Linked DNA regions of Homo sapiens: regions 2 and 3 are each linked to region 1. The links are chromatin contacts, found by Hi-C or POLR2A ChIA-PET in ENCODE. All regions are on one chromosome and are shown on one strand. The core of a region is the stretch at or near the end of the contact, and the rest is flanking DNA. Distances in the headings are between cores, read along the strand shown. Region 1 holds the start of PDZD11 (PDZ domain containing 11). Region 2 holds the start of TAF1 (TATA-box binding protein associated factor 1). Region 3 holds the start of PJA1 (praja ring finger ubiquitin ligase 1).

What was found. Hi-C counts contacts between places; a loop is a spot of excess contacts on that map. ChIA-PET counts read pairs that join two places held with the same protein, here RNA polymerase II (POLR2A). Pooled maps may share reads with other maps.
Region 2: a loop to region 1 is called in a pooled map, with 18 times the contacts of the local background. The contact joins the promoter of TAF1 here to the promoter of PDZD11 in region 1. A Hi-C loop is called at or near these places in 6 of 50 pooled maps. POLR2A ChIA-PET finds 5 or more read pairs at or near these places in 3 of 52 experiments (HEK293, OCI-LY7 and PC-9).
Region 3: a loop to region 1 is called in a pooled map, with 20 times the contacts of the local background. The contact joins the promoter of PJA1 here to the promoter of PDZD11 in region 1. A Hi-C loop is called at or near these places in 4 of 50 pooled maps.

Annotation. Positions count from the first base shown.
Region 1 is chrX:70,288,096-70,291,186 of GRCh38, reverse strand. It overlaps PDZD11 (PDZ domain containing 11), which reads left to right and starts at 1,260. Exons shown (of 7, transcript NM_016484.5): 1 at 1,260-1,327; 2 at 1,833-1,932; 3 at 2,674-2,757; 4 at 3,014-3,070. The coding sequence starts at 1,846. KIF4A (kinesin family member 4A) reads right to left here and starts at 1,083. Exons shown (of 31, transcript NM_012310.5): 1 at 1,037-1,083; 2 at 609-749; 3 at 382-496. The coding sequence starts at 728. RefSeq lists a silencer at 1,103-1,282.
Region 2 is chrX:71,364,562-71,367,769 of GRCh38, reverse strand. TAF1 (TATA-box binding protein associated factor 1) reads right to left here and starts at 1,413. Exons shown (of 38, transcript NM_004606.5): 1 at 1,276-1,413; 2 at 157-271. The coding sequence starts at 1,395. RefSeq lists enhancers at 108-803, 1,322-1,371, 1,862-1,911, 2,080-2,649 and a silencer at 1,532-1,721.
Region 3 is chrX:69,164,022-69,167,209 of GRCh38, reverse strand. It overlaps PJA1 (praja ring finger ubiquitin ligase 1), which reads left to right and starts at 1,757. Exons shown (of 2, transcript NM_001032396.4): 1 at 1,757-1,838.

The DNA.
Region 1 (3,091 bases), core at 11-2,510:
GACTTTGAACTCCTTCAGGGCCTCGAAGCTATATTATTTATCACCTGAATCCCTCAACAAGCTTTGCAGTGCCTGGGCCTCAAGTAGGTTGGCACACTTATCACCATCAGCAACCACCACAGAGTTTATAATCTAATGAAGTTCCAGGATAAACAAACATATACAAGTCAAAGATGAACAGAACCACATAAAGCAAATACAGAATAAAACTAGCTTCAAGGGTACAGAGACGTTGACAAATGTTATTAGGCTAAGGGCTTCTTGAAGGCAGGAATCATGATTCATCGATTCCTGTATTTGCAGTGCCCAAGCACAGTGCTTGGCACATAGTATATGCTCAAGGAATATATATGTTACGTTCGAGGAATCAAATCGCCTTACCTTTAAATACACCTTTTATGAGTGGCGCTACTGCTGTATTGAAGACTTCTTCCTGTTCAGTAGAGGGATCAAATACAAAATCGTAGGTGAAGGATTTATCTGTACCAACCACCACCTAGAGAAGGCACGGGACAAGGCGTAAGGTTAAAAATGAAAGGCAAGACCACACCCCTCGTTACCATTTGGCCCCAGCTGTTCAGACACAGGCTCTGGACTCTGCTACGCACCTGAGGCTCTCCGGGCACGAAGGAAAGGCACATCTGGCAGCCCTCGCTAATCTCTTTGGGGACCAGAGGGCGACAACGCAGCGCCACTCTTACGGGAATTCCCTTCACCTCTTCCTTCATGATCCTATCTCAGCACCGTCTCTGCGAGGGGGAAAAAGAAGGCTCGCTGATGAATGTTAGTAGGTCAGCAGGGGTGGGAGGGCGTCCTCCCCGGTTCCGACCCTCCTCAGCGGGAACACTGACTTGGGAGATTCACGCTCCATGACTTGGCCAGGGCTGGACCGCCCGTCAGCCCTGCACTCTAAAGAGAGTGCACGGGCTTCTGAAAGGCAAAGAAAAAACTCCAACGGGGACGGCGACAAAGAACCAAAGCCCTAGGGTACTGGGTAAAAACAGGTTCTGAGCTAAGGTGTGCCCCCGTAACTCACCAAACTAAATGTCCCTTCCCCGTTCTCCCTGGGCCTCCCGCCGCCCTGTCCCAGCCGGAGCTTTAACCGCCAAGTTTCAAATCCGTCCCGGAGACGCCAACCAATTGCAGTGCGGACTGCCCGAGGGCGGAGCGCGCACGTCGGCGCGCGCAGGCCGGCGCGGTGGGAAGGGGAGGGTCAGCTCGTTGCACCCTGGCCCGGCCTCTTTTCGACCCTGCGGAGCATCCGCTTCCGGTTCCCAGACTGAATTGTCAGTGAGCGGAGTCTGAGGTCGCTGTGGACTGCCCACTGGTGAGGTGGTGCGGCGTTTATGCGGCTGAGAGTGCGGGTCTCAGGCAGAATGTGGGGCGGGGACGTGGGAGGTGGCTGGTCAGGTGAAGGAAGGGTCGATCTAAGGACCCTACCATTACTAATCACATCTAGGAAATGTGGGGCGGTGCCTTGCCCCGAGTCCCTGCGGATAGTTAACACTCCCTTGGGCTTCGAAAGTAGATCTTTTTAGACTCGACCCTGATTTCCTCTTCTCCAGGTTTGAGACGGTAACATCTGTTTTGCAGGATTGTGAAAAATGAGGTCCTCTTTCTAGAGTACCTGACAGGTTGCTTGGCATCCAGAAGATGTTTAGCTAAGTTAAGAGTTTTCTTCTGTCTTCCTTCTCTCCTCCAACCTTAACACCTAGATATGGGCTGGGCCTGTAGACTGACTGCCTTGGAATGGGTTGGAGCTGCTGTCTGAAACTTGCTGGGCTGCTCTCCCTTTTGAACCACTTTTTGTCTGTTCTGATTCACTCTTCCAGGGCCTTGCCCGAGATGGACAGCCGGATTCCTTATGATGACTACCCGGTGGTTTTCTTGCCTGCCTATGAGAATCCTCCAGCATGGATTCCTCCTCATGAGGTGGGAACCATCTGTATTCCTGAGTAGGAGATTTTTTTCCCCGTGGGCATGAGATGATGCATGAAAGGTAGGATAGCAGGGTTAGAAGGCGAAACGGAGAGTGAATCTTAGCACTTGTAGCCAGAGGACCCAGAAGCTGGATTCTGAGCAACAGGACCCATTGGGAACTTCTTTATGGAAGCCTCCTGCTAGGGTCTGTTCACACCGGTTAATTCTGGAAATTTGGAGCCTTCATTTCCATACTGTTAAGAGGTTCAGCGCGGTGGCTCATGCCTGTAATCCCAGCACTTTGGGAGGCCGAAACAGGCGGATCACCTGAGGTTGGGAGTTCGAGACCAGCCTGACCAACATGGAGAAACCGCGTCTCTACTAAAAATACAAAATTAGCCGGGCGTGGTGGCACATGCCTGTAATCCCAGCTACTAGGGAGGCTGAGGCGGGAGAATTGCTTGAACCTGGGAGGCAGAGGTTGCGGTGAGCTGAGATTGAGCCATTGCACTCCAGCCTGGGCAACAAGAGCAAAACTCCATCTCAAAAAAAAAAAAAAAAGGTGAAGAAATGGGGAGCTACTGGGCTGCCCCAGTGCTATCCATCTACTCATTTAGTCTGTGTTATCTGTTCTACTTAAATTAAGTCTATGACCTTTCCTTTTCCTGACTTCAGGGTAATTCATTAGTGTTTCAGATGAAGGTAGGTGTGAAGTAAGACTGGTAAAATTTCTGGGGTTGCTGTGTCTTGCAGAGGGTACACCACCCGGACTACAACAATGAGTTGACCCAGTTTCTGCCCCGAACCATCACACTGAAGAAGCCTCCTGGAGCTCAGGTGAACTTATGAAACCTTATTTCAGGCTAGATTCATCCATACCACAAATTGGCAGTGTTGGGGGGATGGATTGGAAAGCAGGTGCAGATGTGAGGAAACTTTCCTTCTTGTGGACAGAAAAGCTGAGATAACACTTCTGCAACTTCTGACTTTCCTCTCAGGGACACACAAGCTGAGCTATTGTACGATGATGCTACTAGTTGTTCTTGTGTTTGTGGTCTCCATTGAGCCCCCATTCTGTGCTCTTGTCTTACAGTTGGGATTTAACATCCGAGGAGGAAAGGCCTCCCAGCTAGGCATCTTCATCTCCAAGGTATTTATGCCCAGTAGGCAA
Region 2 (3,208 bases), core at 164-2,663, 1.1 Mb before region 1:
GAACCCGGGTGGCGGAGGCTGCAGTCAGCCCAGATCGCCCCACTGCACTCCAACCTCGGAGACAGAGCGAAACTCCGTCTTACACACACAAAAAAGTACATACATAGTAGGTGGCTAGCCTCCTCCCCCGCCTACTCCCCACAACCCAGACTTCACCTTCATCATTTACCAAGGCACCGTCAGTCCCGGTCAATTCTTCATTTGCCGTGAGTTCAGTGATCAGGCTGCCCAGCCCCAAAGCCCCCAAGCCTGCCAAGTGCTTCTTACATTCCTGAAAAAGGGACAGCACGAGTCGAAGATAACAACTAAACCTACGACTCCCACACCACAGGACTTATTTCCCTGGTCCACGACAAAGTCACAAATCCACATGAAAAATGACTGTGCAGTGTGCCAAAACAAGCAACACGTTCGAGAACTGTAATATACATCTACCAAACTCCGCATCGATCAGATCTTTATTAAAGCACCACAGCCAACTGCATCGCCCACACTTTAAAGTATACTACAAGAGAAGACGAATCAAATAACTACTGCCAAGACTGAATGAATGGAACGGTCGTTCTCGGAACGAGGGCCGAGGCAGGGGGATCAGTGGGATTGGAGGCGTCGAGGCGGGGCTCGTTCGGTCCCTGTTTCGCATGCGCCTGCGGCACAGGAGGGGCCACAGCGGCCGACAGCTTCACTCCTCAAGAAAACGGGCCTAAGTGAAGGCAGGGTAGTTTCACTAGGGCGCAGGACACTATTTCACGAAAGTCAGTGAAGACGCTGGGAGAGCCACCTAAAAGGCGCACTGTGACCAGGAGGCCCGCTCGGGTGCTAGGAACACCCCATTGTCCTAAGCCTGAGGCCGGAACCAAACGAGCGGGAGGCAGGTCCTGTCCAGTCCTCTGGCTCTATAGAGCCATCTCAGGGCAGCGATGTCAGAGGGGCAGGCAGTGTCAAGAATCTCCAAGCAGGTTACGGGTGGGAAGCCATCTCAGTAGGCGAAACCAGCATGTGTCCTACTGTCTGGTCGGCAGAGCGCTAGCTCCAAAGCCACTATTCCCTGCGCCCCTGGCCCCGGGCTCGCCTCGCGCTCTCTTCTGCCCACTCTCCCCCAGAACGATCACTCCCACGCCACGTTGCTCCCGCACCCATGAGGACGGGATCCTCCTCCCCGGCGTTAGCTGCGCCCTGTTCTCGCTGCCTGAGCACCCTCTCCTTTCCTCCCCGCACCTCCTTCCTCTGCTTAGCCCCACCCCCCGAGCCCTACCCCCACGCCCACCCCCTCACATCATCCAAGACGCTTTCCCCCTCCAGCTGCCCGGCTCCATTGATGTTGCCGAAAAGGAAACCCGCTAAAGAAAATGGGCCGCCTCCAGCGGAATCTTCGTCGCTGTCCGTGTCTGACATGATGGCGGCAGCAGTGATGGTAGCTGCTGTCCGCAGCAGCAAATCGCAGCCGGGTCCCATAGACCGGAAATAAAACAACAGTCGCCCAGAAGTGACTTACTGAGCTCCCTTACCCTACCAGCCTCTACCGGAAGCTCAAAACAGAGGGGAAAGGGAGGGGGAAGTGGGGAGAGGGGAGGGGGAAGGGGGGGAAAACCCGGAAAGACCGGCTATCCTAAGAGAAAGAAGTAACTACTTTACTAACGGCTTTTGATTCGACGCTACGGGATCAGGAGGATGGATATGTGGAAAGCGGTTGGTCAAAGAAAATATTCAGTCCCGCCCGCTCCCACTGCTCCGCGCGCGAGCTTTCTCACGGCACCGAATTAGAGCAGTGGCTCTTCCTCCAATCAGAAGGAGCTGCTCGAGTCACGTGGCTTACGCGCAGGCAACCTCGGGTTCCTGTACCACAATACCCGGAAGTAAGGGTAAGAGCCGGTCTTTGTGCTGCGTGCAATTTCACCGGTCCGTCCCAAGGAGAGACTTGACGTAAATTATACAGGCATTCCCGAGCTATGCAGGTTACTTGTTTTGAGTTGACATTTTTCCCTAGAAATTGATTTTTTGACCGGACGCGGTGGCTTACGCCTGTAATTCCAGCACTTTGAGAGGCCGAGGTGGGAGGATCGCTTGAGCCCACGAGTATGAGGCCAGCCTGGACAAGAAAGCGAGACTCCATCCATACACAAAATCAAAAAAATTAGCCAGATGTGGTGGCCAGTGCCTGTAGTCCCAGCTGTTGGGGGGTCTGAGGTGGGAGCCAGGAGTTGGAGTCTGCAGTGACCTGTGATCGGGCCACTGCACTCCAGCCCGCCTCAAAAAAAATACTTGTTCCCCCAACGTTTTATTTCGGAAAATGTGAAAGTTTAGTAAAATGAACAGCTGACCCCTCACCTAGACTCACAATGGTTAACATTTTGCTAGGATTTTTGTTTTTCTAAACCATTTATGGGCATCTTGTTCTTCACTCCTAAAAATAAGCATCTTAACTATGGAACCAAAGTACCTTTATCACAACTTTAGGAAGTAAGTCAATATTATTTAAGGAAGAGTCCGCACTTAAATTTCCCCAGTTGTCCTAGTTGGAACATTTTACGGGGTTTCGTCATGTTGCACAGGCTGGTCTCAGACTCCTGGGCTCAAGCAATCTGCCCGTTTCAGCCTCCCAAAGTGCTGGGATTGCAGCCATGAGCCAACACCCCGGCTTTCACCTTGCTTTTTTCACATATTATGATAATATAGACTGAAATAATTTCTTTACCACATCATAGCACTCTTCCTCATTCTCCCTTTTTTCCAATACTAGGATCCATTCACGTTTCATGCATTGTATTTGGTCATCTTCCTTTAGTCCAGAATCACCTGCCTTCTTGTTTGTTTTTCATGACACTAAATATTTGGAAGAATCCAGGCAAGTTGTCTTGAAAACATTCCATGATCCGAATTTCTCTTGTTTCCTTTTTTTTTTTGAGACGTAGTCTCGCTCTGTTGCCCAGGGTGGAGTGCAGTGGTGCTATCTCGGCTCATTGCAAGCTCCACCTCCTGGGTTCACACCATTCTCCTGCTTCAGCCTCCCAAGTATCTGGGACTACAGGCGCCCGCCACCAAGCCCGGCTAATTTTTGTATTTTTGGTGGAGACGGGGTTTCACTGTGTTAGCCAGGATGGTCTTGATTTCCTGACCTCGTGATCCGCCCACCTCGGCCTCCCAAAATGCTGGGATTACAGGCGTGAGCCACCACACGCCCGGCCTTTTTTTTTTTTTCTTTTTTTGA
Region 3 (3,188 bases), core at 508-3,007, 1.1 Mb after region 1:
AAATTTTTACGTTTTTTTTGTAGAGATGGGGTTTCACCATATTGTCCAGGCTGGTCTCAACTCCTGGGCTCAAGCAATCCTCCTGCCTTGGTCTCCCAAAGTGCTGCGATTACAGGTGTCAACCACCATGTCTGTACATGAGCCACCATGCAACATGTTTAAATAAATTTAAACAATTTATTTGTTGAGGAGAATTAAAGTTGTTTGCATTATCTTGCTACACTCCTATTCACATATCTTTCTCCATTTGTGTGTCTCAATAGAACACACAATAGAGCAATTGACTAGAAGTAGAATTGCTAGATGAAAATGTATCTCCATTAAAAAATTTGATAGTTTCAGATTTCTCACCAATGAAGTTCTATTATTGTTATTATTATCATCATCATTTTGAGATGGCATCTTGCTTGGTTGTCCAGGCTGGAGTGCAGTGGCGTGATCTTCACTCACTTCAGCCTCAACCTCCTGGGCTCACACAATCCTCCTGCTTCAGCCTCCTAAGTAGTTGGGACTACAGGCACACACCACCAGCTTGTCATATCTTTCTCAGTGAATAAAGCAACCTGTTTTGTTCTCTTTAGTTCTTTTTACTTTGAGTTCTCGATGTTTAGGATATTGATATTGTTACGAGTTTGTTTCCTCCTTCCTTTCCTTCCTTTTTTTTTTTTTTGCTTCTTTCCTTCCCTCATTCCCTCTCTCCCTTTTTTCTGCTAGTATTTTACTCTCATATATTTTTTATTCCTATTTCTGCTTTAGGTGAAACTCACATAAATAGAATATAACTTAGCTTTTAAAAACAAAATGCTCAAAATAAGAGTTTGGTTTTTATTAGGAGATGTTAACCCATAATGCATGCTGATATATTTGGATTCCTGCATTTTTGTTTTCTTTTTGCATCCTTTTTTTTGTACCCCCCCAGCAACATTTCTTGACCTTTGTTAAGAATGAGTTTTTCTCTTTGTTCCACATATTATTACTTTAATGGTTTGAAAGTTATACATTTTATTTCTATTATGTTGTTACCCCTAAGATTTTTGTTCTATTATGCATTTTGTTTCCAGTAAGAACAAAACTTTGCTACTGTTGTGAACATGGGAAATGTTTACATTGGCTGTAAATACTAGAGTTCCATTATAAAGCGCAATTTAAAGACTTCAGAATTCAGTAAAATGGTATAAATCCAAAAGGCGTAACTACAATATTTTTAACTGCAATGCAATAACAGAATATGAACCTGTGTTGTGTCCTATGATCTCTTGGACAGAGAAGCTTGGTTTTGTGATTAGCAGCAACAAATTCAACATAAACAGCTTCAATTTGCTTTAACCATCAGGTTAAAAAAAATTTAAGCTTACTGCAACCCTAAATATGGTTTCACAGTTTTAATACTTTCGGTACAACCATAACACGTAACATAGGATGTGATGTAGTAACGTAATTACTCTCACATTGGACTTAATCAGAAAGAATTTGCAGATTTTATTTTATTTATTAAAAAACCAGAAGGCAATATAGCTAAATGTTTAACATTAGTTAAAGCTGGGTGTTTGTGACATTTTTCGCTGTCCTTTTCTGTATCCTTGACGATTTCATCATTTAAGATGAAATAATGCTTTCGGGCCCACCCTGATTTGTGGAGAGCAGCTGCCGCCCCCGCCACATCAAGGAGGCGGGCTCCAGCTGACTTCACAATCACTTCCGCCGCCGCAGTCGCCGCCCGCCCCGCTGCTGTCTGGCGGGGGAGGAGCTCGGGACCGGGAGCAGCGGCTCTGGCGGTCGTGGCGGTCGGAGATCCGAGAGCTCTGCTTCTCTGAAAAGCGTGTGGCTTTCTGGACTTGGTGAGTGAAAGGCTGATTGTTTCCTCGATTCATCCGGGCGCTGGCGGTGGCGCGAGTGGCCGGGCGCGGGGCGAGTGGCCGGGCACGGGGGCGAGGATTTTGGGGGGTTCCTGGGAACTGCTTTTCAGGTTCGCCCCTCGGGAAGGGGTGGGGCGGACGCGGGACCTGACTGCAGAGTGAGGCCCATGTCCTCCATCGGCCTGTTCTGGGGCCACATCTTCCGCTGCCGGAACCCCTTTGGTGTGGCGCGGTCCCCACTCGAGTGGCTTTCATCGCTATTGGGAGGGCAGTGGTGGTCGCGGCCCTCTCCCACTTCTCCCTGCCTCTCCTCCCCTCTCCTTCCTTCTTCCCTCCTCGGCCCCTTTGCGGAGCACTCCGTGGCCTTTCTTCCCATATTTTGCTGTTGTTTTGCCAAATGGTAAATGGTTAAGATTTTTAGGTAAAAATACTGTTCCCAGGGAAAAAATTGGAAGGAAAAAATAATTATTCTCAGGGAAAACTAGACCCACGCACGCCCTTTTCTTTCATTTTCCCTCTCCCCTGCCACATCGGTTGGGGTCTCCCGTTTGAGCTGATGGCCTTTTCCCACCTCTTTTTATGACATTGCGTCCCCCCTACCCCCCACCCCCCGTGTGTCGCGAGCACGCGCCCCCGCACAGAAGCCTTCCATTGCAGCCCCCTCCTTGCCCCTCCATCCTCAAGGTTCCAGTGCTTCCCCTCCCCCGCGCATGCGCAGGCACACGCAGCACACACCCTCTCACACACCCTCACACCCTCACACCCTCCCATGCCTTCCCCCTCCTCTATCCGCCTACCACATACACACCTCTAGCACCGGCCCCCTCCCTGCTCGGCCTCTGCGTGCTCTCGCGAACACATGCCTATTCACACACCCCCTCCGGCTGCCCTCCTTCTTCCTTCCTGTCATATACACACATAAGGACATCCTTCTATCGCTGGCCAGTGACATACATATGTAGCCACATGTGCTCATTCATACCCCCTTCTCAAATGCTCTCCTCTATTGCTCTGTCTGCCACGTGTGTCAGACACAGCTCTCTTTTGCTGGTCCCTGAGGTGCACACACTCGCACTCACATAAATCCTTCTACGGGGACACAACCTGCCTCCCTGCTTGCCATATCCACACAGGCAGGCATCATTCTTTGATTGCCTGCCTCTGTTCCATCCACCTCAAGCACATCCCTCTCCAGTGCTGCGCACCCCCCACCCCCGCTTCCATTTGTGCCTGCTGCATTTGCTCACACTGACATTTCTCCATTGTTGCCTCCCATTTTGACTAACATACACACACACAAACTCTCAGACACTCCTCTCCATTGCCAACCAT